Linked DNA regions of Homo sapiens: regions 2 and 3 are each linked to region 1. The links are chromatin loops, found by intact Hi-C in ENCODE. Cell type or tissue: PC-3. All regions are shown on one strand.

The links. Peaks named below come from ENCODE experiments on the same cell type or tissue, not always from the same donor. Only the 100,000 strongest peaks of a DNase experiment are listed, where the experiment ranks them.
Region 2: it touches region 1 in a loop (4-fold over the local background); 8 of 110 quality-filtered maps call a loop at or near these places.
Region 3: it touches region 1 in a loop (2.3-fold over the local background); 8 of 110 quality-filtered maps call a loop at or near these places.

What each region holds. Positions count from the first base shown.
Region 1 is chr10:73,962,191-73,970,190 of GRCh38, reverse strand. No RefSeq gene overlaps it. Among named protein-coding and RNA genes, the nearest start is that of VCL, 32 kb to the left of the region's middle. RefSeq lists silencers at 1,606-1,900, 3,786-4,080 and enhancers at 2,445-3,029, 3,030-3,615, 3,616-4,200, 2,222-6,092. In PC-3, no CTCF peak of the experiment used is centred here; DNase peaks (open chromatin) are centred at 3,098, 3,900 and 4,720; H3K4me3 peaks cover 1,035 bases; H3K27ac peaks cover 2,176 bases.
Region 2 is chr10:74,031,415-74,039,414 of GRCh38, reverse strand. The region is part of intron 1 of VCL (vinculin); the gene reads right to left. LOC124902455 (a long non-coding RNA gene) reads right to left here. Exons shown (of 2, transcript XR_007062197.1): 2 at 5,300-8,000. Among named protein-coding and RNA genes, the nearest start is that of VCL, 37 kb to the right of the region's middle. RefSeq lists an enhancer at 4,589-4,718. In PC-3, a CTCF peak has its summit at 3,837 (motif pointing right); a DNase peak (open chromatin) is centred at 3,844.
Region 3 is chr10:73,905,263-73,913,262 of GRCh38, reverse strand. It overlaps PLAU (plasminogen activator, urokinase), which reads right to left and starts at 2,131. Exons shown (of 11, transcript NM_002658.6): 1 at 2,045-2,131; 2 at 1,651-1,738; 3 at 1,195-1,222; 4 at 941-1,048; 5 at 165-339. The coding sequence starts at 1,707. C10orf55 (chromosome 10 putative open reading frame 55) reads left to right here. Exons shown (of 5, transcript NR_160938.1): 3 at 188-220; 4 at 979-1,063; 5 at 1,168-3,294. RefSeq lists enhancers at 1-232, 3,851-3,900, 3,150-4,100, 3,456-4,655 and a silencer at 1,585-2,184. In PC-3, no CTCF peak of the experiment used is centred here; DNase peaks (open chromatin) are centred at 3,992, 5,252, 6,472, 7,792 and 4 weaker places; H3K4me3 peaks cover 4,098 bases; H3K27ac peaks cover 8,000 bases.

The DNA.
Region 1 (8,000 bases):
TTTTGAAGAACTGTCAGACTGTTTTCAAAAATGGCTGCACCATTTTACATCAAGGCTACTTATAACATTTACTTGGTCTGGGGTTAATTGATGTTCCATTTGGCTATGGACTTGGGAACAGGCTTTTGCTGTTCAGGTAAGAAACTTCTGTCAAAGTCAAAGTTTCTCTCTATATCACAATCCAAATTTAGCAATCTAAAAGAGTATGTGTTTTTCCACAGTTTTAAAAAATAAGACTATTAGTATTCTGTCTAGAAAGAAAAAGAGTAATTCTGCTTATCAAGTTTCCAGATTCCTTTAGCCTCTTATGGCACACTTGCCTCTTCTCACCGTAAGTGACTGTGTAGGCCTCAGGGGTAGATGGACTTAGGCACAGTGGTATAAATGAAAGGAGACTGCAATATGTCCTCTCGTCGTAGACCTATGCAGTCCCTGGCTGCCTGCCATAACACAATACCAAAGACTGGGTGGCTTAAGCAATAGGAACTTATTTATCATACTTCTAGAGGTGGGGAACTCCACCATCAAGGTGTTGGCTAATTCAGTTCCCCGGTGAGGGCTCTCTTCCTTGCCTCTTACAGACATCCACCTTCTCGATGTATCCTCACATGTTGTGGGCTGGAGGGAGCGACTGCCAGGGAGCAAGCTCTGTTCTCTGTTCCTCTTCTTATAAGGACACTAATCTCATCATGGGAGCCCTATCTTCATGACCTCATCTAAACCTAATTACCACCAAAAAGCCTCATCTCCAACCAAATACCATCACAATGGGGGTTAGGGCTTTGACAGATGAATTGTGAGGAAACATAAACATTTAGTCCATTACCCCTCCATGTTGCAACAAAGTTTTCCATTTCACTTGAAACAGCATCCCTGTTCACAGCAGTTACAAGTGCAGATGGGCCAATAAATGTCTTATTTTAGTCACTCACACCTAAGCATAAATTAGTTTTCTTTTCTTTTTTTTTTTTCTTTTTTTGAGATGGAGTTTCACTCTTGTTGCCCAGGCTAGAGTGCAACGGCTTGATCTTGGTTCACTGCAACCTCCGCCTCCCAGGTTCAAGTGATTCTCCTGCTTCAGCCTCCCAAGTAGCTGGGATTACAGGCACCCGCCACCACGACCAGCTAATTTTTTGTATTTTTAGTAAAGACGGGGTTTCACCATGTTGGCCCGGCTGGTCTTGAACTCTTGACCTCAGGTGATCCGCCCGCCTCAGCCTCCCAAAGTGCTGGAATTACAGGCGTGGGCCACTGCACCTGGCCTCTGAGCATAAATTAATACAAGCTTTCCTGTTCCTCTTAATCTCTGTTTAAGTACAATCAGCACAAACTAAGGGGTTCTGATAGTGGAGAAGGTACTGAAAAAGGATAGGAAAGGAGTAATTTTAGGGTCAATCTAGAATGTGCTACATGCATTACTTTGATTAGGTTATTTACTCCTCATAACAACTACATGAGCTAAGCACTATTATTTTTACTCAGAAAGAAAGGAAAAGGCTCAAAAAGTAACTTACTGAAGGCCATTTAGCAGATTGTATGTGTAGTGCTGGGATTTTACCCTAAATTTACTTAATTCTAGAGAATCAGAGCATCCTCCTTCTATCCTGAGTTGAGAGCCAACTCGGGCTGGGAAGGAGGTAGAGAGGGTAGGGGTGTATGCAAAAGCCAAACTTTGTCTTTTCTACACATTTTTTTCATGTCCCTGGTTGTCACAACCACTTGCTGGCAGCACCCCCGCCCCTCAGTGGTTTGGCTGTGCAGAAGTGCTAATAAGTCCCTAAATGCTTTCCAGCTTAGTGGAGCTACTGTACTCCCCTAAGTGAGGACGGCGGCAACAGTTGCTAACTGGGCCACACACACTCTGGCAAAACTTCCTTATTTGGAAAAGTCTTTTCCATCCTATTTGGGCAGAAAGAATACAATCTCACATTTAAGATAAACAAAATGCCTTGACCTACATCAGAAGGGGCACTCGAAAACACTAAAACCCAGCCAAACACCAAAAAGATCCGGTATATTCCTAGCTACTTCCCTTCAAGTGGAAGGTGGTGGGGGCAGGGCAATGCTCAGAGAGTTAAAAGAACATTCACGAATTCCTTTTTCTTTAACCCCAGAAGCTGTTCTAGTTAGCAATAAGCTTTGAATCTCAGTTATATGGAATTTAGCACACTTTTTACTAGAGTTAAGAAAATACACATTTTTAGATTGTTCATATCATTGAAGTTGGAAGAGGCCTGAGTGGCAGGACAGTATACTTCCTTGGGTATGATTTAGCATTGCTTTTAATACCCTGAGGAGAGGTTACATTTGAAAATACAAGACCAAGTAGGTATTTGCAGGGTGGGCCAGTGGGATCGACCTGAGTGTCCGCTCCTGTCACTCTTGGAAACTGTGACCAGCAGCAGCTTGTTAGAAAGATGAAAAGAGAAAACTTAAGTCTCAACTCTCCCCTTGCAGGGTGAACTTGGGCAAATGACTTAACCTCTCTGGGCCTCAGTGTGCTGGTGTCTGAAGAGGAGTTGACTAAATGACCTCCAACGGCCTTCCCTGTATTGGGGCATTCTTTTTATTTTTGAAACGGAGTCTCACCCAGGCTGGAGTGTAGTGGTGCAATCTCGGCTTACTCCAACCTCTGCCTCCTAGGTTCATGCGATTCTCCTGCCTCAGCCTCCGAGGAGCTGGGATTCAAGCGTGCACCACCATACTTGCCTAATTTTTGTATTTTTTTTTTTTTTTTTAGTAGAGATGGGGTTTCACCATGTTGCCCAGGCTGGTCTCAAACCCTGAGCTCAGGCAACCCGCCTGCCTTGGCCTCCCAAAATGCTGGGATTACAGGTATGAGTCACCACGCCTGGCCCCTTCCCAGTATGGGCATTCTATTTTGTGATTTCCATGATTGTGGAAAGGGCTTCTCTAGGCTTGGGTATGCAAAAGAACACATGGGTTTCCAGTGCCCTCTAGACCCACCCTGACTTCCCTCTTGGTCCTTTTGCTCCCTCAGCCCTTCCAGAGCTCAGCCCTTCCTGGGTCCTGGAGCGAACCCCTAAAAGCCCCATTGGTATGCAAAGCATAAGAAGCCTAATACCCTCCATACCTGAAGTCTGCTGTCACCACCTGGCCCCGGGTGATGATGATGAATTAAATCAGATAAAATAACTCTTATTGATATTAGCTAACATGTAACCCCCTTCCCCACAAAAATACCTTAAGAATAATTTGAATATATGTGCTTCCCCGTGAAAGGTCCTAAAATCTGCATTCCTCATTTCTTTTTTCTTTTTTTTTGAGATGGGGTCTCCCTCTGTCACCCAGGCTGGAGTGTAGTGGTGCGATCTCGGCTCACTGAAACGTATGCCTCCTGGGTTCAAACGATTCTCCCACCTCAGCCTCCTGAGTACCACCACAGCCCAGCGAATTTTTGTATTTTTAGTAGAGATGGGATTTCACCATATTGGTCAGGCTGATCTCGAACTCCCGACCTCAGGAGATCCACCCGCCTCGGCTTCCCAAAGTGCTGGGATTACAGGCATGAGCTACTGCGCCCGGCCTGCATTCTTCATTTCTGTGGGAAGGAGAGTGTTGATTGAATGGGCTTCCTGTGCCCCTCAAATTGCTTGAAAGTTAGGCTGCTTTCTCTGATCAGGGAAACTTGGAGAAGTTGTGTTATCTTGGCAGGAATATTGCAAAATCAAGATGGATATTTTGTTTTCTTCTGCATTAATCTGCAGCTAATGCCAGTGAACATTATCTGTGTTTAATTACATTCGCTAACCAACTGACACAACTTCCCCTGGGAAGAAGCTTATCCGACTCTGACTCATGCTTTACAACATGTTGGATTTGAGGAAATGGATAATATACGCCCTGCTGGCTTTGGAATTTTAAACAGAAACCCACATGCCGCCGAGTCTCCGGCTTACTCCCAAATATGGGAGAATCTGTGCCCCAGCAAGGGTGCAGGAGGCATGCTCAGTGTGACAAAAGGCAAAACCTGTGGTGTGTGCGGGGAGGGCCAGAGCCAGCAGCCACTTAAAGGAGAAGGAACAACTGCAGGGAAGGGAAGGGAGGCCAACATCCCAAGGCACTTTTCTAGAGTTAGCTTGATTATGTCATGGTAGTGAATGTCTGATTGAAAGTAAAACGTATCCCCAGCATCAGGGGCCAAAGAGGGACTGACCTTTAGAGGCGTTTAGAGCAGTACTCACAGGCACAGCACTTCTGAATTGGACGAGATGATACAAGCCTTGTGCTGGGCTAGCTGGGTCACCCTGAACCAGGTGAGAAACCTCCTGGTAGCCAGGGTGCCCCAGGATTCTCTAAGAAATAGAGCTGTCCCAGAACACAGCGATTGGGGTCATTTTTCTTGTGTCTGAACCAGGAGGGAGGGGGCAGTATTCCACCTCCCCCTCCTGCTATGGCTGAGCCCCTCCACCCCCGCAAACTCTCTTCCCTTCTGTGCCGTCCTTGTGCTTCTTCTCCTTAAAAAACCTTTATTGGGGCTGGGCACAGTGGCTCATGTCTGTAATCCCAGCACTTTGGGAGGCTGAGGCCGGTGGATCACCTGAGGTCAGGAGTTCGAGACTAGCCTGGCCAACATGGTGAAACCCCGTGTCTACTAAAAATAAAAAAATTAGCTGGGCATGGTGGTGCAGTTGCCTATAATCCCAGCTACTCTGGAGGGTGGGGCAGGAAGAACTGCTTGAACCCAGGAGGCAGAGGTTGCAGTGAGTCACGATTGTCCCACTGCACTCCAGCCTGGGCCACAGAGTGAGACTCTGTCTCAAATAAAAATAAAAAAAAAAGGCTGGGCTCAGTGGCTCATGCCTGTAATCCCAGCACTTTAGGAGGCCAAGGCGGCGGATCACCTGAGTTCGGGAGTTCGAGACCAGCCTGACCAACATGGAGAAACCCCGTCCCTACTAAAAATACAAAATTAGCAGGGCGTGATGGCGCATGTCCGTAATCCCAGCTACTTGGGAGGCAAGGCAGGAGAATCACTTGAATCCCAGAGGTGGAGGTTGCGTTGAGCCGAGATTGCTCCATTGCACTCCAGCCTGAGCAACAAGAACAAAACTCCATCTCAAAAAGAAAAGAAAAGAAAAACAACCCAATGATATAAAAATATAATAATAATCATTCCCATTTAAAGCATTTTCTTTGCATCAGACACCATACTAAAGCACTTAATGTGCATCATTTTGGCCAGGGGCCATGGCATATGTCTATAATCCCAAAGCTTTGGCAGGCCAAGGCAAGAGGATGGCTTTAGGCTAGAAGGTTGAGACAAGTCTGGGCGACATAGTGAGACCCCATCCCTACAAAAAGCAGAAAAAATTTGCCAGGCATAGTGGCACATGTCTATAGTCCCAGCTACTGAAGAGGATGAAGCAGGAGGATTGCTTGAACCCAGGAATTCAAGACTGCAGTGAGCTATGACGGGGCACACCACTCAAGCCTGGGTGACAGAGCCAGACCCTAACTCTTAAAAAAAAATGCATAGTTTAATTCAAACTTCTCAATATCCCTATGAAGTAAGTATATTATCATCCTTATTTACAGGTAAGAACATTAAAATTCATACAAGTGAAGTAAGTTGCCCAAGACCACACAGCTAGTACATGCAAAGCTGAGATTTAAACCCAGGTGGTAGGCTGGGCGCCGTGGCTCACGCCTGTAATCCCAGCACTTTGGGAGGCCAAGGCGGGCAGATCACTCGAGGTCAGGAGTTTAAGACCAACCTGGCCAACATGGTGAAACCCTGTCTCTACTAAAAATACAAAAAAATTAGCCAGGCGGGTCGTGGGCGCCTGTAATCTCCGCTACTCAGGAGGCTGAGGTGGGAGAGTTGCTTGAACCCAGGAGGTGGAGGTTGCAGTGAGCTGAAATCATGCCACTGTACTCCAGCCTGGGTGACAGAGCAAGACTGCATCTCAATAAAAAATAAAAATAAAAAATAAACCCAGGTGGTTGCTCTCCAAAGGTTGTGTGCGTCAGCTACATGTGCTGCCTTGAGAGGTACAAGAAATAGAAAAATATCAACTGCAACCCACTACTTAAAGATAATCATTGTTATCATGCTTCCAGACCTCTCTTTATACACATATGCCTGGTTTTATCCTGATTTCAGTAGAATAAAATCTAGGGTTGGTTAAACCTCCAGAAAGAGAGTGAATGAATTGTCCAGTGCAATTTATCCGATTTCTCCTCTCCTTTAAAAGCTCTAGCTCAAGGAATCTGCACTTGGGACTGAGTCCACTCTCCTGGTCTCCAAGAGGCTCAGGTGTTTTGCTGGATGCACCATCCCAAGCACACAGTAAGCACTCAATAAATTCTCTCCAATTGCATTGTGAGGGACAGGTTCTTCTGTCAGGGAGCATAGCTTCTGCTCCCACGAGCATATTTAAGAGTTGCAAGGCTGGACACGATGGCTCACAGTACTCTGGGAGTATTGTGGGAGGCCAAGGTGGGCGGATCACCTGAGGTCGGGAATTCGAAACCAGCCTGGCCAACATGGCGAAACCCCAACTCTACTAAAAATACAAAAATTGGTTGGGCGCAGTGGCTCACACCTGTAATCCCATCACTTTGGGAGGCCGAGGCGGGCGGATCGCCTGAGGTCGGGAATTCCAGACCAGCCTGACCAACATGGAGAAACCCTGTCTCTACTAAAAATACAAAATTAGCAGGGCGTGGTGGCACATGCCTGTAATCCCAGCTACTTGGCAGATCGAGGCAGGAGAATCGCTTGAACCTGGGAGGCGGAGGTTGCAGTGAGCCAAGATCGCACCATTGCACTCCAGCCTGGGCGACAAGAGTGAAACACCATCTCAAAAAAGCAAAACAAAACAAAACAAACAAACAAAAAACAAAAATTAGCCAGGTGTGGTGGCACATGCCTGTAATCCCAGCTACTTGGGAGGCTGAGGCATGAGAATCGCTTGAACCCGGGAGGTGGAGGTTGCAATGAGCCCAAATGGTGTCACTGCACTCCAGCCTGGGCAACAAAGTGAGACTCTGTCTCAAAAAAAAAAAAAAAAAAAAAAAAAAAAAAAGCCGGGCGCGGTGGCTCATGCCTGTAATCCCAGCACTTTGGGAGGCCGAGGCGGGCGGATCACGAGGTCAGGAGATCGAGACCATCCTGGTTAACACGGTGAAACCCCGTCTCTACTAAAAATACAAAAAATTAGCCGGGCGAGGTGGTGGGCGCCTGTAGTCCCAGCTACTTGGGAGGCTGAGGCAGGAGAATGGCGTGAACCCGGGAGGCGGAGCTTGCAGTGAGCCGAGATCACGCCACTGCACTCTGGCCTGGGCGAAAGAGCGAGACTCCGTCTCAAAAAAAAAAAAATAAAAAAAAGCGTTGTGGGTTCTTTTGCCCCTCCAGATGGTGCTGGTGCTGGAGCCAAGTAAAGAACCACTTGCCCCAGTGAGCCTAGAAGACACAGGCATGCCATCACTCAGAGAGCAAAACTGATCCTACTACTGTAGTCCCATTTAAAGCCCTTGGTGCATTTATAATCCTGTCTTTCTCATGGCTGCTGATGAGGAGGGAAGCTTTGGGGACAAAGATGGACACAGGCCAGGTTGTATATGTGTATTCTGGGAGTTGGGGGAGCGAAGTTACTGTAGCAAAACCTGGATTCAATGGCACTTCTGGACCTCACAGGAGCTCCTGTCATCTGGGCCAGCCTAGCTTCAGGGGGATGGAGAACCACCCTTAGCTAATGGAGGGGCTCACTTTAAAGGGCAGTGGCATTTCCCTGCCTGGTCATGAAACCTTAGCTGAGCAAGCAGAGCGAATGCTTGTCACATCAAGGCAGGCCATGACAGAAGCTAGTTAGGGACTCAGGGAAACCCATCTTTCCTTCCCACTTCCCACTAACCAGCACTTCCCTGCCACACACACACAAGCACATACTTTCTCTGGAAAAAAAAAAAGATATCACAAAATGCTAAATTTTGTTATGTGTATTTTACTACAATTTGTAAAAACCAGGTTCAAG
Region 2 (8,000 bases), 69 kb before region 1:
CAGGGAGGCTACTGCAGTCAGCCGGGAGAGTGATAGTAGTGACTTAAGGTTTCACTACTTAAGTAGTGAAAACAGAAATGGAGAAAAGAATAGAATTGTGTTACCTTTTTACGGAAGAAATATTATTAGGACTTGCTCTTGGACTGGGTGGGGTGGGGTGGGGGATGAAGACTAGACTGAGGTAAAGAAATAAAAACCACGTGGCCGGGCGTGGTGGCTCATGCCTATAAATCCCAGCACTTTGGGAGGCCGAGGAGAGCAGATCACCTGAGGTCAGGAGTTCGCGACCAGCCTGGCCAACATGGCGAAACCCTGTCTCTACTAAAAATACAAAAATTAGCTGGGCGTGGTGGCGGATGCCTATAATCCCAGCTACTCCGGAGGCTGAGGCAAGAGAATCGCTTGAACCTGGGAGGCGGAGGTTGCAGTGAGCCAAGATCGCGCCACTGTACTCCAGCCTGGGTGACAAGAGCAAAACACCGTCTCAAAAAAAGGAAAAAATAAAAAAAAAAATCACTTCTAAATCAATGAAATAAAAAGCCTTCAAAGGTAGCAATGCTAGAAGGCTGATATATGGCAAACAGTTATTATCCAAAGATAAAGCAATCATGGCTACACCAGGCAAAAACATTAAAACAGTTTTGTAAATAGCATATATTCTGACCTCAGTAGAGGTAATTACTAAAAACTGAATGGCATGTAATTAATTGATGCCTCTTTGTAAGAGTAGGAGTAGGTAAGGAAAGATAAATGGATAATTAAAAATATATTCAAGGGCATTTATTTAAATGCTATTTTTGAATACTTAAGTGATAAACACTAAATGTGATTTTGTTATTCTAAGCTGCATTCATACTTGAAGCAATAGTATCCATGATTGCTCAATACACTCTGGCTAGAATTAGATTAGGGACAACGAACGGCACTGTTTTTAAGGTACAACACATAAAACATGACTATATAGAATGAATGCCATTTTTTCTTGGGGAATTGATTTTTGGCAGTGCTGTCCAAATAATTTTCTTTTATGATGGAAATATTCTATTTAATCTGTGCCGCCCAATACAGTACCCATTAGCCACCTGTGAGTATTGACCACTTGGAATGTTCCCAGCATAGGCCAGGTGCAATAGCTCATGCCTGTAATCCCAGCACTTTGGAAGGTCAAGGCGGGTGGAACACCTGATATCAGGAATTCGAGACCACCCTGGCCAACATGGCGAAACCCCGTCTCTACTAAAAATACAAAAATTAGCCAGGGGTGTGGCAGGCACCTGTAATCCCAGCTACTTGGGAGGCTGAGGCAGGAAAATTGCTTGAACCTGGGAGGAGGAGGTTGCAGTGAACTGAGATCGCACCACTGCACTCCAGCCTAGGCGACAGAGCGAGACTCCGTCTCAAAAAAAAAAAAAAAAGAAAAGAAAAGAAAAAGAAACAAAGAAATGTGGCCAGTATAACTGAAGAACTGAATTTTTACCTTTATTTCATTTTAATTGCCACCTACGGCTAGTGGCTACCATATCAGGCAGCACAGATCCATGAGACCCTCACTGTATCCTAAAACTGGTCTTGTTGCTCCAGACTCTTCCAATTCATTCTTCACACAGCTACTATAACCTTCATTTATTCCTTTCCTATGTGGTCTTTTAGAAAAAAGGAGCCAGGCCTGGAAAGGAGAAGCTGCCCAGTAGAGAAGAATCAGACAGCCCAAACAAAGAGAAGAGCACAGGCAAAGAAGGTTCAGTCAGATATGCGAGTACAAGGAGGCCAGGACTAGAAAGACACGCTGGTGTGGCTTCAGCAGAGGAAATGAGGCTAGAAAGGAAAGTTCAGTTAGTTCAGGACTTTGTATGCTAAGTGAAGGCAGAGAGGATTATGTTACCTTGACCTGCCCATTTATTCAAAGATTGTCATCCTCTGTTCTAGATCTTTACAATTTAGTGTTCTATCACCAAAATAACAAGTCGAGAACTTCCAAAGAACCACTTTGTAAAGATCTACAGAAGCAGAAAGGTATGTCCTATTTGAGAACAACTGGCAAAGCCTGTCTAGGAGAACCAAAGACAAATCTTTAATTTTTAAGCCATTAACCCATTGATGACAGAAAATGCATTTTCCTGTACTCTCCTGTCACCATCAAAACAGAAAATTTCCATAGCACCCATCTTTTCCAAATAAAAATAGAGTAGAACAGTCAGCCGTGGTGGCTTACGCCTGTAATCCCAGGCGTAAGTGGGTAGATCACAAGGTCAGGAGGTGGGTAGATCACAAGGTCAGGAGATGGAGACCATCGTGGCTAACACGGTGAAACCCCGTCTCGACTAAAAATACAAAAAATTAGCCGGGCGTGGTGGCGGGCGCCTGTAGTCCCAGCTACTCGGGAGGCTGAGGCAGGAGAATGGCGCGAACCCGGGAGGCAGAGCTTGCAGTGAGCCAAGATCGGGCCACTGCACTCCAGCCTGGGTGACAGAGCGAGACTCCATCTCAAAAGAAAAAAAAAAAAGAAAAAGAAAAAAAGTAGAACAAACAAGAAAGGGATTAATTCACAAAATGTCTTTTGTTAACTAACAGGAATCTTCATAGCTGGTGGGAAAATGTTATTCTTCGAGGTCAACTTAGTATGGAGAAATATGATTCCCAATGTAGACTACAACTTTGCAAACAGGTCAGTAAGAATCAACAAATGCTTCTTTTTTACTTTTTTTTTTTTAAGATGGGGTCTTGCTATATTGCCCAGGCTGGACTCAAACTGCTGGGGTCAAGGAATCCTCCCACCTCAGCCTCCCAAGTAGCTGGGAATACGGGTGCATGCCACCACATCTGTCTGATGCCTCATTTTTTTTATGCCTTAAAATAGATCTTATTCCTTCTGAAAAAAGTCCTATGGATTAAAGGGTTAAAAAAAAACAGAGTGGCTGGGCACGGTGGCTCACGCCTGTAATCCAGCACTTTGGGAGGCCAAGGCGGGTGGATCACCTGAGATCAGAAGTTTGAGACCAGACTGGCCAACATGGTGAAACCCTGTCTCTACTAAATATATAAAAATTGGCCGGGCGTGATGGTGGGCGCCTGTAATCCCAGCTACTCGGGAGGGTGAGACAGGAGAATCACTTGAACCTGGGAGGCAGAGGTTGCAGTGAGCCGAGATCGTGCCATGGCACTCCAGCCTGGGCGACAAAAGCAAAACTCCGTCTAAAAAAAACAAAAAACAAAAACAAAAACAGAGAAAAGAACAAACAGATCTTAGTTATAGTCTAATTAGCTTTCTCTGGGTCAGTATTTAAAAACAACCCTTTTGGAGTAATCTAACTTTATAATAAATATAGTCATGTCTCTTGGTATCTATGGAGAATTGGTTCCATGACCCCCTTCAAATACCAAAACCCACAGATGCTTGTCTCTTATATAAAACAGCATAGTATTTGAATATAACTTACACACATCCTCCCACATACTTTAAATTATCTCTGGATTATTTATAATACCTAATATAATATAAATGCTATGTACATAGTTGTTATACTGTATTGTTTAGGGAATAAAGACAAGGAAAAAATCTGTACATGTTCAACACAGATGCAACTATCCTTGTTTTCTGAATATTTTCAATCCGCAGTTGGCTAAATGCAGAAGTGTGGAACCCACAGATACAGAGAGCCAACTGTACGTGTTATCCCTTCCTAACTTTATTCCATTGCCGAGAGAAACTCAGACTTGTTATTTCTATTCACTGACAAAATTATTTCTCTTTTATTTTCTTCTTCAGAGAATAGCTTTTAACTCTTGGGGCTAGATTCCATTCAATTCAATAAACAAGCAGTAAGTGCCAACTATGTGTCCACTAGGTGGTGGGAAGAGAATGAGATAAGAAATAAAACATCTTTAGATATAAACTGAAATAATGGTAGTGAATGAATAAGAGGCCTGGGGGCATTTTTAGGGGGCTTGGCAGGGAGCTCTGTTTCTTTTGAAGAGCTCTTACTTTGTTCAGTAGTTAATTTAAATATCCTTTGTTCAATATGTGACTTTAGTTCAAAATTCTATGTGAGAGGCCTTTTGTCTTCTGCTGTTGTTATTATTACTCCTTTCATCACAATCTACTCGATTTGGTTTGGTAATGTAGAGAGATTTGGTTTCTTTCCAGCAAAAAAAAAAAAAGAAAGAAAAAAAAGGTTGGCTGGTTCAAGTCACTACCTAGACTAAAAAATATGTTAATGTAGATGTCTCCCTTAGCTAGACTAAGTACAAGAAAACAGAAAGACAAAACAAAGCTGAGAAGACTTGTGTTACTTATTTGTACAATGTAAGTCGTAACTAAAGAACATTACATTAAAAATGTGGTAGGAAGATGTTCTTAATGTATTTAGACAATAGGTTGTGACCAACTGATTGTGACCAGACTTAAGAATGTGTACCCATTTGCCTGTACTTACTGTGGCTCAAATCAATGTCATGGCATAACAGTTAGCCTGATCAATCCATTATACTGAACAACCATTCTGATTGCAGCTGTGCCCAGTACCAGGCCTCAGTCATACAAGGATAATAATAATGTAAGTGACCCATCATCAGCAATGCTTTTGATTGTTTTTCTGGGGTGGTGATGAACTTGTGATCCATCCACCCCTCACTGATATCCTTTGTACATCATTCACAGATGGCCAGCCAGAGTTCAGTGTTTAAGAGGCCACATCCAGAAAAACTAAAACTCTCTAATCTACTCTGATTTCCAACTTATTCATTTAATCAAGCACTTAATGAGTACTTCCCATGTGGGAGGCACTGTGTCTGTCACTGTGTGATGGGGATACAAAAGTGAGACTCAGTCCTTGTTGTTCGTTGACAAATGCTTAAACAAATAAGGCAATGCAGTGTAATGCATGCTCTAGTAGAGTTACAACCAAGTTTCTGCTCTGCGTAGGTGAGGTACAGGAAGTTTCACAGAGGAAGAGAAACTCTAGGAAGGCAGAATAAGAGTTCTCCAGAAGTAATGGAATTCAAGGTAAAAAGGAGGGCTTTCTAGTTAATAGGGCAAGATATGGGAAAGCATGGCCAGCTCAGGAAACATAGCTGGAAAATGGGGTACTGGGTAGAGAGGAGATGTGGAGAGGACAGGAAATTGGAAAAGCAGAAAGGGGCCACATCATGGAGGGCCTTGTATGCAATGCAATAGACTTATCCTCTAAGCAATGGGGAATTATTTAATTATTCTAAGTAAAAGACATTGTTAGGTCTGCATTTCAAACAGAAAAATTCAGCAGCAAGAATGGATCAGAGCGAAGAAAACTCGGAAGACAAGTTCATTTGTGAATTCATTTATTCAATCAACAAATATTACTTACATAACATGCAATGTACCAAGCATTACAGACAGTGATGAAGAAAACACACATGGCCCCAGATCTCATGGAGCTTACAGTCTTAGTGAAAGATAAACTACAGATTAACTGTAGCAGAAGCAGCAGCAGTGTGAATGGAGATGAGAGGGCAGGTGTAAAAAAGGCAGCCACATGACACTCCATGTGGAGGGTGAGACAGAAATCTAGGATGGCTCCCAGCCCCTGGCTCAAGTGACTGGGTCAATTGGTAACATAGGAAGAAAACCAGCTCTGAGAGGGAAAGTAATTAGCACTGGGATATTCAGAGGGAGTTGTCCAATAAGCAACTGAAAAGATGGTTCCTCAGTTCACTTACCGGGACTAGAAAAATTGATTCACAAGTAACAGGCAACTCAGACGTTCTAAAAGCCATGGATAATGAATGAAATCACGACCCAACACCACCAACAGATAAGTAGCTGGTGGAAGAACAAGCTGGTGAAAAAAGCTGGAAAGAAAATATCAGAGATAGGGGCAGGGGGATCAATAGAACTCTGTCATAAAAGCCAGAAGAATTTCAGGAACAGTCAATAGTGTCAACTGCCACAGAGAGGTTAATGGTGTCGTTAAGACAGTCACAGAGTTGTGCAACCATGACAATTGATTTGTGAACATTTTCATCACTCCAGAAAGAGACCTAGTAACTATTAGCAGTCAACACCACCCCCATTTAGCCCTAACCCTTCCTCACCACCACCTAATCTTAGGTAAACACTAATCTACTTTCTCTCTACAGATTTACTTATTCTAAATATCTGATATAAATAGAATCACATAAGATGTGCTCTTTAGTGACTAGCTTCTTTCATCTGTGCTATGTATCAGTACTTCATTTCTTTTTATTGCCAAATCATATTTCATTGTATGGTTACATCACATTTTGTCCATTCATCAGTTGATGGGCACCTGAGTTGTTTTCATTTTTGGGCTATTATGAATAATGCTGCTATAAACATTAGTGTACAAGGTTTTGTATGAACATGTTTTCATTTCTCTTGGTTATAAACCTAGGTATTCAATTGCTGGGTCATATGGTATCTCTATGTTTAACCATTTGAGGAAATGCCAGACTATTTTCCAAAGAGGCTAAACCATTTAACATTCGCAGCAGCTACATGAGAGGGTTCCAACTTCTCAATATCCCTGGCAACACTTGTTATTATCTTTTTAATTACAGCCCTCCTACTGAAGCGGTATCTCATTGTGGTTTTGACCTGATGGCTAATGATGCTGAGCATCTTTTTATGGGTGTATTGACCATTTATATATCTACTTTTGAGAAATGTCTATTCAGATACCTTGCCAATATATATATATATATATATATTTTTTTTTTTGAGACCGAGACTTACTTTGTTACCCAGGCCGGAGTACAGTGGTGCAATCTGGGCTCACTGCAACCTCCGCCTCCCGGGTTCAAGCGATTCTCCTGCTTCAGCCTCCCAAGTAGCTGGGACTACAGGCATGAGCCACCATGCCTGGCTAATTTTTGTATTTTTTTGGTAGAGACAGGGTTTCATCATGTTGGCCAGGCTGGTCTCAAACTCCTGACCTCAGGTAATCTGCCTGCTTCGGCCTCCCAAAGTGCTGGGATTATAGGCATGAGCCACTGTGCCTGGCCCCTTGCCAATATTTTGAGTTATTTATCTTTTGCAAATATTTTTCCCAGTCTGTGGGTTGTCTTTCCCTTTCTTGATAGTGTCCTTTGCAGCACAAGCTTTTAATTTTGATAAAGGCCAATTTAAGACTAAAATATAGCTTGTCTTTTCCTTTTTCTTTTTTTTTTTTTTTTTTTTATTCTGAAACAGAGTCTCTGTTGCCCAGACTAGAGTGCAGTGGCATGATCACAGCTCACCACAGCCTCTACCTCTTCAGGCTCAGGTGATCCTCCCACCTCAGCCCCCTGAGTAGCTGGAAGTACAGGTGTATACAACCACACCCGGCTTTTTTTTTTTTTTTTTTTTTTTTTTTTGAGATGGAGTTTTGCTCTTGTTGCCCAGGTTGGAGTGCAATGGCGTGATCTTGGTTCACTGCAACCTCTGCCTCCCAGGTTCAAGTGATTCTCCTGCCTCAGCCTCCCAAGTAGCTGGGATTACAGGCACGCACCACCACGCCTGGCTAATTTTGTATTTTTAGCAGAGACTGGGTTTCTCCACGTTGGTCAGGCTGGTCTGGAACTCCTGACCACAGGTGATCCGCCCGCCTCGGCCTCCCAAAGTGCTGGGATTACAGGCATGAGCCACCGTGCCGGGCCACACTCGGCTAATTTTTAGTATTTTTTGTAGAGACAGGGTTTCACCATGGTGACCAGGCTGATCTCGAACTTCTGGGCTCAAGTAATCTGCCTGCGGGGCCTCCCAAAGTGCTGGGATTGCAGCCCAGCTTGTCTTCTTTTGTTGTTTGTGATTTTGGTTGCTTGTGCTTTTTTCCTGTTGTTTTGTTTTGTCTTTTGCTACTTGTGCTTTTGGTGTAACACTTAAGAAGGCTTCATCTAACCTGAGATCATGAAGATTTACTCCCATGTTTTATTCTAAGAATTTTATAGTTTTAGCTCTTATAGTTAGGTCTGTGATCCATTTGGAGTCAATTTTTGTGTATGGTATAAGAAAAGGTCGTCATTTT
Region 3 (8,000 bases), 57 kb after region 1:
CATTCCAACCCAGAGGGCCTTCCCTGCCTCCTCCCCTCAGGGAAGACTCAACCAGAGGCCGCACTTCTCTTGTGCTATGGCCAGCCCTCTGGGAGAAGGGGATGGTAACAAGGTTTCTGGGAAGCTGTAGGGAGGGCTTTTGGTCCTTGTTGCCCCCACCTCACCTGCAGTAATTATGTTTCCCCAGGCCCAGCTGAAGAGCATCAGATCTGTGGGCATGGTACGTTTGCTGAAGGACAGTGGCAGAGTTCCAGGGCAGGCAGGGCCGGCCCATGGTGTCAGTGCTGGCCTTTCCTCGGTAAAAGTGACCATTCCCCTCATAGCAGGTTTTTGACTTATCTACAAGGGGACAGGAGGATGAGAGAATATGAGAAAGAGAAGAACATTCCAACTAACTTTTATTTTTTTTTTTTGAGATGGAGTCTTGCTCTGTCGCCCAGTTGGAGTGCAGTGGTGTGATCTCAGCTCACTGAGATCTCTGCCTCCCAGGTTCAAGCAATTCTCCTGCCTCAGCCTCCCAAGTAGCTGGGACTACAGGCATCCACTACCATGCCAGGCTGATTTTTGCATTTTTAGTAGAGGCAGGGTTACACCATGTTGTCCAGGCTGGTCTTGAACTCCTGACCTCAAATGATCCACTCACCTTGACCTCTCAAAATGCTGGGATTACAAGCGTGAGCCACCATGCCCGGCTGCCAACGGACATTTTAAAGATGTCGTTTCAGACCTGCCAGAAGACTGGACAGGGTCTCCTTCCAACCCCACCTCACATTTGTGTGGCCACTGTTTCGTGAGCGTGTGTGTGTGTTTATGCTTGTCACATAGGGATGAAGATGTCACCCACCCTACCTCCAGCTCCTAACTCCTGCCTGCTCTTGCCTCCCACCCATCCCTCCCTGTCCCCAAATTTCTCTCCCAGTTGCAGTGGAGATCCCCATACCTATTTCACAGTGCTGCCCTCCGAATTTCTTTGGGCAGTTGCACCAGTGAATGTTGGAGAAGTACTTGTTGGACACACATGTTCCTCCATTTAGACAGTCACAGTTCGCTGGAGAGAACAAAGGTGGGGTAAGCGAGGGGGAGTGGAAGTGGTAAGGGGTGGCGCAGCCCTGCAGCAGAGGGCAGGGAGGGGATGTCCCCTGAAGCCTTCCCAACTTGTCTGTGCAGCCAACTGTTGTAGGGGTGGATACTCACATGGAACTTGATGAAGTTCATTGCTGCCCTGGAAGAGATTCGGGAGGAGGCTTCATCAAAGGTCCCATGCTCCAGGGACTCCAGGGTGAGGGTAAACTGGCCCCAATCCCAAAACCCACTCTTCCCTCTCCCTCTCGCCTCACCCTGTTCGTATCTAGTTCTCAAATGGAAGACCATGGGTTTCCAGCCAGGAGAAATGGATTGACCCAAGCAAGCTTCATCTACCAGATGCCCGCAGGCTGGGGCAGTCCCGGCGGCCTCTTCCTCCCTTGCCAGCCAGTGCCAACCCCCGTGGTTCTCAAGCCTCCGCTGCCACCCTGTCCCATTTCCTGGGGAGAGTCTGGCCCTGCTGTGGATGGAATCCGGAGGACCCCAGCTCCCTGAGCAGCCCCTCCTCTCCCCTGGTGCTGATCAGAGGTCCTTGGGCAGCATCAGTCAAAGCAAGAGCGCACTCACTTTGGAGTCGCTCACGACCAGGACGCAGAGAAGCAGGCGCGCCAGCAGGGCTCTCATGGTGGCGAGGTCGGGGCGCTAGACGGCGGCTCTGCAAAGGAAGGAGAAGTCAGGGCAAGAGGCGGAGGAACGGGAAGGCAGGCCAGGCGGGCGACTGCAGCGCAGGGGAGATGCCCGCGGTGACCAGGCTCCCCAGCTGTCTCTCTCCTCTCTGGGCTCCGGACTCCGGGCAGCCTGGATCGGCACCCGCGGGGGACGCCCGGGACGGGGCGCCTTGACTCCGTGCAGCCGCCGGGGAGCCCAGGGAGCCCGGGCAGCCCAGGGCGGGGGAGGCAGACGCTCGGGAGCTGGGGCCGCCGCGCATCCGGCCCGGGGATCTCAGGACCGCGGCACTCACCGGTGGCTGCGGCAGGAGGGCGCGAGCCGGCGCTGCGGGGACAGGTGGACCCTGGCCCGGGCTCCGGGGCTGCGGTCTCCGCACTGTGCTGCGACCCGCGGCGCCTGCTCTATATCAGGGCCCGCCCCGGCGCCGCCCCTCCCTCTCCCGCCCGGCTCCCTCCCCTGTCTTGCAGCGCTCAGCGACCCGGACCCCGCGTGCTTCCGCAACGCTCACAAAGATTTGGGGGAAGCGCGATCTCCAGCGGAGGGGACCCAACAGCGTCTGGACTGAGGAATCGAGAGGCTTGTAAATTCTCCGTGCTTCCTCCCATGCACCTGGCCGGGGGCCTGCCCCAGTGCAAGGAGTCCCCGAATTGCAGAGAGGAGAGAAGGCGCACAGGAGACTCTCTACCTCGCCCAGCTCTGAAGCCTCCTGGGGTCCTCTAATCAGTTCTTCTGCAACTTCTCCCCGCTGGGCCCCAACTTGCCTAAGACTGCCTCAGACCCCCTTGCCCGCAGCTGATGGAGCTGTGAAGTCTTCATCAACGCGACAAATGTACGAGACATACTCTCCCAGAAGCACAGACAGAAAAACCCCTGCCTGTAGGGGCTCCCTCTGTGCGTCTGTTCAGTGGCAGTCCCCAGATATCACCAACACAACCAGTGGATGGAACAAAGCCGGGCTTATTGCTTTCGGCAGTAAGGGGGTTTGTTTGATGGTGCTATCAGAGGGGGAAAGGCAAGGCCAGATTACTGAAAATTTGCAGCTTGGTTTAAAGTCCGTTTTTGACAGGGCTTGATAAGGATTGGGTTAGGTGTCGTGATATGATGTTACAGGATTGTGGGAACAAAGTCCTAGGGCATAAACTGTTGGTGCTTCCTATTGAAGTGTTAACGGGTCTTTTGGGAAGTTTCCATAATGAGCAATTCATTTATTTGTGCAGGCAAGAATAAAAGTAAAGACAATGGAAACATGTAGACAGTTCTAACTGTGGAGGTTCTGGAGGGTGTGGAAGTTCTGTTCTCACCTCTGAGTAGAGGAATTGGGAGACTGGAGGACAAAATAAGAGGAAGATTTATTTTTCACTGTTTGTCCTTTTACACTCTTAACATTTTAAAAAGCACATCTCTGTATAGCCCATTCCAAAAAGATAATTATGCATTTTTTAATGCATGTGTATTTAGTGTTTTACTTCATCATAGAGCCTTGTTTATTCTATTCAGATAGAAACAATTGTTTATCAAATAAAATTGTCCTCCAGAAAAACAGACCATGTGTAAATGACTGCATCCACCCTTCCTGCCTGAGGATAAGCAGACATTTGTGTATACACACACACACACACACGCATCTCTGGGCACACTTGGAGGAACATAGCAGGGATTCTGTGATTCTGTCACCCCCATCTCTTTCCCCTAGTGTCAGGAACCAGGGCTTGGGGTCATTTTGAACCCAGTAGGACTCGCTCTCTTAGTGGGAAGGAGGAGGCTGAGTCCCAGCAATCCACTAGCGGCTTTGGGCCCTTTCCCAGCCTAGGCCTGCAGCATTTTCCTGCCTTGCAAATCTGGACCTTGGGTCTGGGTCCACCTGAGAGTGACAGAAGGAAGGCAGGGAGAGTGCCAGGAAGGTAGGAAGGAGGAAGGCTCCTTTGCTCTGCCCCAGCCGAGGGCTCAGGGTGCCAGCTGCCTGCTGGGGAAAGTACAAGTTAGCCTTTCAGCTTTTGGGAGGCAGGTGACCCACTGTCTTCTGGAGAGACTTCTGTGCTTGCTGAGCTGCCAGCCTTCCAGGGGACAGACTGAGTCAGCGATGCTATAGGCTTCAGAGCCAACCTTGCTACTTCCTCTAGAAGACTGTGGTCAGTTTTGTTTGGATTTGAGAACCCATTAATTGTAAATAAACGTGACCAGAACATAAACAGAGATGCTGCAGCCTGAGGACTTACCCCGAAACTCCCAGGTTAGTTATCAGGAAATTCCCAGGGACCGTCATGATTCATGTTGCTCCCCTAGCAGCTCTCATGACTCCAGATTACTTGGCTGGAGGCTGTCATGCTGATTGCTGAGAGCAGATGACTTCATTTCCTCCTGGACAAAGAGGTTTGGAGACCGTTATGAAGCGTGACACCCTTTCTCCCCTTCCGCCCCCTCCTCCCCCGTGCCACCTCTTCACCTAGCACTTCAACTCTTCACAGAACTTCCTTATCCATGCGCTAATCTTTAGCACTCTCTGAAATCTTTGTGCACAGTTCTTTTTTTTTTTTAAAGACAAGGTTTTGCTGGGCTTCTGGGTTCAAGGGGTCCTCCCACCTCATCCTTCCAAAGTGCTGGGATTACAGGCATGAGCCACCACGCCCAGCCATATTTTTTTTTTTTTTTTTTTGAGACGGAGTCTCGGTCTGTCACCCAGGCTGGAGTGCAGTGGCACAATCTCGGCTCACTGCAAGCTCCGCCTCCCGGGTTCACGCCATTCTCCTGCCTCAGCCTACCGACTAGCTGGGACTACAGGCGCCTGCCACCACACCCGGCTAATTTTTTGTATTTTTAGTAGAGATGGGGTTTCACCGTGTTAGCCAGGATGGTCTCGATCTCCTGACCTTGTGATCCGCCCACCTCGGCCTCCCAAAGTGCTGGGATTACAGGCGTGAGCCACCGTGCCCGGCCCCAGCCATATTTTTTATATTGTATTTCTGTCTTGTGCTTCAAGGCACATTAATGTAAACCATTTCTCTTTAAACTCATAACTGCCTTATGATATAGACTGGTATTGTTGTTCCCATTTTGCAGATATGGAAAATGAAGTGGAGAGAAGATACACAGTTGATGAGCAGCAAAGCCAGCACTAAAACCCAGCGTCTTCTGATCCTTGTTCCTATGCGCTATACCTCACTGTCTCCATAAAAGACAGAACGCTGTGAAGGGAGGGGCCAGTGAGCTAAGATGATCCAGCTCAGGGGAGCCCTCCTCCTGACTTTGGAGACCTCCTTCCAGAAAGACTGCTCGGACTATGGACTCTGAGCTCTTAAGTTGCACCCGCTGTAATACAAATTAGTTGTTTGCCTGAATTCCAAGAACTGTCTCTGTGGTCTAGGCTGTCTGAAATTTCTGTTGAGGGTAAGAGAATAAGGAACTGAATGTGTATGATTTCATTCTTTTCCTGACTCCTAGGGTGAAGCCACCAACCCCTGCCTCTGTGTCTCAAGGGTACAGAGCTCCTGAGTCAGATGTGGCAACACAGACTGCTGGAGAAGCCCTTTCCAGGAGATTCTCATAAAAGGGAAGGCAGATGCCAGATGCGCAGGGAGGGGCAGGGTATCCAAACCTGGCCCTGAGACTAAGTCCAGGAAACTCAGCCCCTAAGGACTATTTTCTGACCCAAAAGGAAGTTCCCATGGAGTCATAGGATGCAATTCTGTGTTGTATATGAAGAATGCTCAGCATGGCACTATAGAAAGACCACAGTGCCTAGCCTTCAGTCTGCTACATCAAAGTTGAATGATCTTAGGCAAGTTGCTTAACTCTTTTTTTTTTTTTTTTTTTTTTTGACGTGGAGTCTCGCTCTTGTCACCCAGGCTGGAGTGCAATGGTACAATCTTGGCTCTCTGCACCCTCCACCTTCTGGGTTCAAGCAATTCTCCTGCCTCAGCCTCCCAAGTAGCTGGGATTACAGGTGTCTGCCACCATGCCGGTCTAATTTTATATTTTTAGTAGAGATGGGGTTTCACCATGTTGTCCAGGCTGGTCTTGAACCCCTGACCTCAGGTGATCCACCTGTCCAGCCTGTGCCTCACTCTGCAGATTGGCTGAGATCATGCTTGCATGTAAAAGTATTCATTCATTCCATATTTATCATGGACCTACTGTGTGCTGGGCGCAGTTCTGGATGCTAGAGATAGGAAGAGGAACTGTGTAAACTGTAATTCCTACATCGAGTGCCTGCCTCCCCTTTTTGACTGTGGCTGGATTGACTCAGAAGACCAAGTCAGGCTGGAGTCCATTCCAGGATTCCAGGCCAATGGGGATGCTGTATCCTTGGCCAGCAGTTCCCAGCAATCAGGCAGCTGGACCCACAGCTGCATGTGCTGTTCACTCCCACATTGCCTATGCTTACTCCCTCTCCCTCTTGTCTGTGTCCCTGTGTGGCCTGAAGCGCCTCTTTCCCTCCTACACATGGGGCAGACGGACTCTTCAACAGTTCTGGGAAGGAGGTACGGAATGCTGGTCACATAGCTTCCTTGAGTCTAAGGACCCCTTCTTCCTGAGTGTCTAGTGTGAAGGGTGAAGCCAGCTGGCAACGGCAGGCACTGAAAGCCGCTTCTGGGCATGTAACATGATAGGGGGATTGCTGGAGCTGCAGGCCCCCAGCAGGCTGTGGAAGGGGTGGAGGGAGGCAGCATTCTTGCTTCCTTACTCATGGAAAGCAAAGAGCCCAGGGGCTGAACCCTGAGGTTACACTGTCGTCAGTAGCACCATGAAAGGGGAACTAAAGCTGGTCCCTCCAGCATCAGGCTATGACCCCCCTAACCTTCCTCACTCTTTTTCTGCCTTACCAGCTCTGGCCTGCTTCCTAGGCCTACCCAGGCCACTCAGCTCAGACTTCTGCATGTATGTCATGAGTCTTGGCCAAATTTTTCTTTGTCCCTCCCTGACCCAAACCCAGTTATTACCTAAGTCAGGAACTTACTGCTTTAAAGTAGTTTGCCAGGTGTGGTGGCTCACGCCTGTAATCCCAGCACTTTGGGATGCTGAGGCGGCTGGATCACTTGAGGTCAGGAGTTCGAGACTGGCCTGGCCAACATGGTGAAACCCCGTCTCTACTAAAAATACAAACATTAGCCAGTGTGGTGTCACACGCCTGTAATCCCAGCTCCTCAGGAGGCTGAGGCAGAAGACTCGCTTGAACCCGGGAGGCAGAGGGTGCAGTGAGCCGAGATCGGGCCACTGCACTCCAGCCTGGGTGACAAAGCGAGACTCCATTAAAAAAAAAAAAAAAGTAGTGTTGGTCATGGCTTACCAGACCTTCTGGATTCTGAGCCCCTCACCAGGAACCAAAGTTAGGCCCTGGTCCTAAAACTTCTGCTCAGAGTTCTGGTTACCATGTTGGGTGGCAATAGATGCTTAACTAGAAGCAAAGGGGCATGCCCAGGAACAAAGGACTGGGATGACTAACCAGCAAATGGTGGGCTTGCTGAAGACTGCCAAAAAATCAATAATATTTAGGGATATATGTTCAGCCAGAAGCTGAAATACTGAAAAAATCCTATTCAGAAGAAAACTAACATAATATTCATAACCCATATGATGTCTAATTCCACATGCTCATGGCTCTCCCAAGCTGGATTCTATGTGCTGGATTCTATATGCATCTCTGTCTTCAAAGCAAGCACTTCCCCTTCCATTACACAGAGAGGAAAATAGAGGCTAATGAAGGGAAGTGAATCATCTGAGTTCATTCACTAAAAATGATGAGATTCAGGATTCACAGATTTTGAGGAACTTCATGACACATTTCCACCCTCTCCTTTCTTATTCTGAATCCTCAGCTCCTCCCTTTTCCCGATCACCATCCATCCCCATCCTCAATCTATCTTGCCCACCCTCCTGCAGAAGGTGCTTCTTTTCTCTGGTTTGCTGAGCCTCTGAGGAGGGTTTGGAGGCAGCCACGTCCTGCAGAGGGGACAGTCTCCTTTGAGAAGGCTGCTAGAGGACTAAATGTATGAATATCTGTGGGAAGAGGGAGCAGGGATCCCTGGAGGCAGGTGTGTGTGCAGAGTGAATGGGAGGAACAGTATGTGGGTAATCTACATGGGCGTTCTTTGTTTACTCTGGAGACAGTGATGGTGGGGAATGTGGCAGGGACTAAAGAAAAGGAAGAGTGCCAGATGCAGTGGCTCACACCTGTAATCCCAACATTTTGGGAGGCCGAGGCAGGAGGATGGCTTGAGCCCAGGAGTATCAGACCAGTTTGGGCAACATAG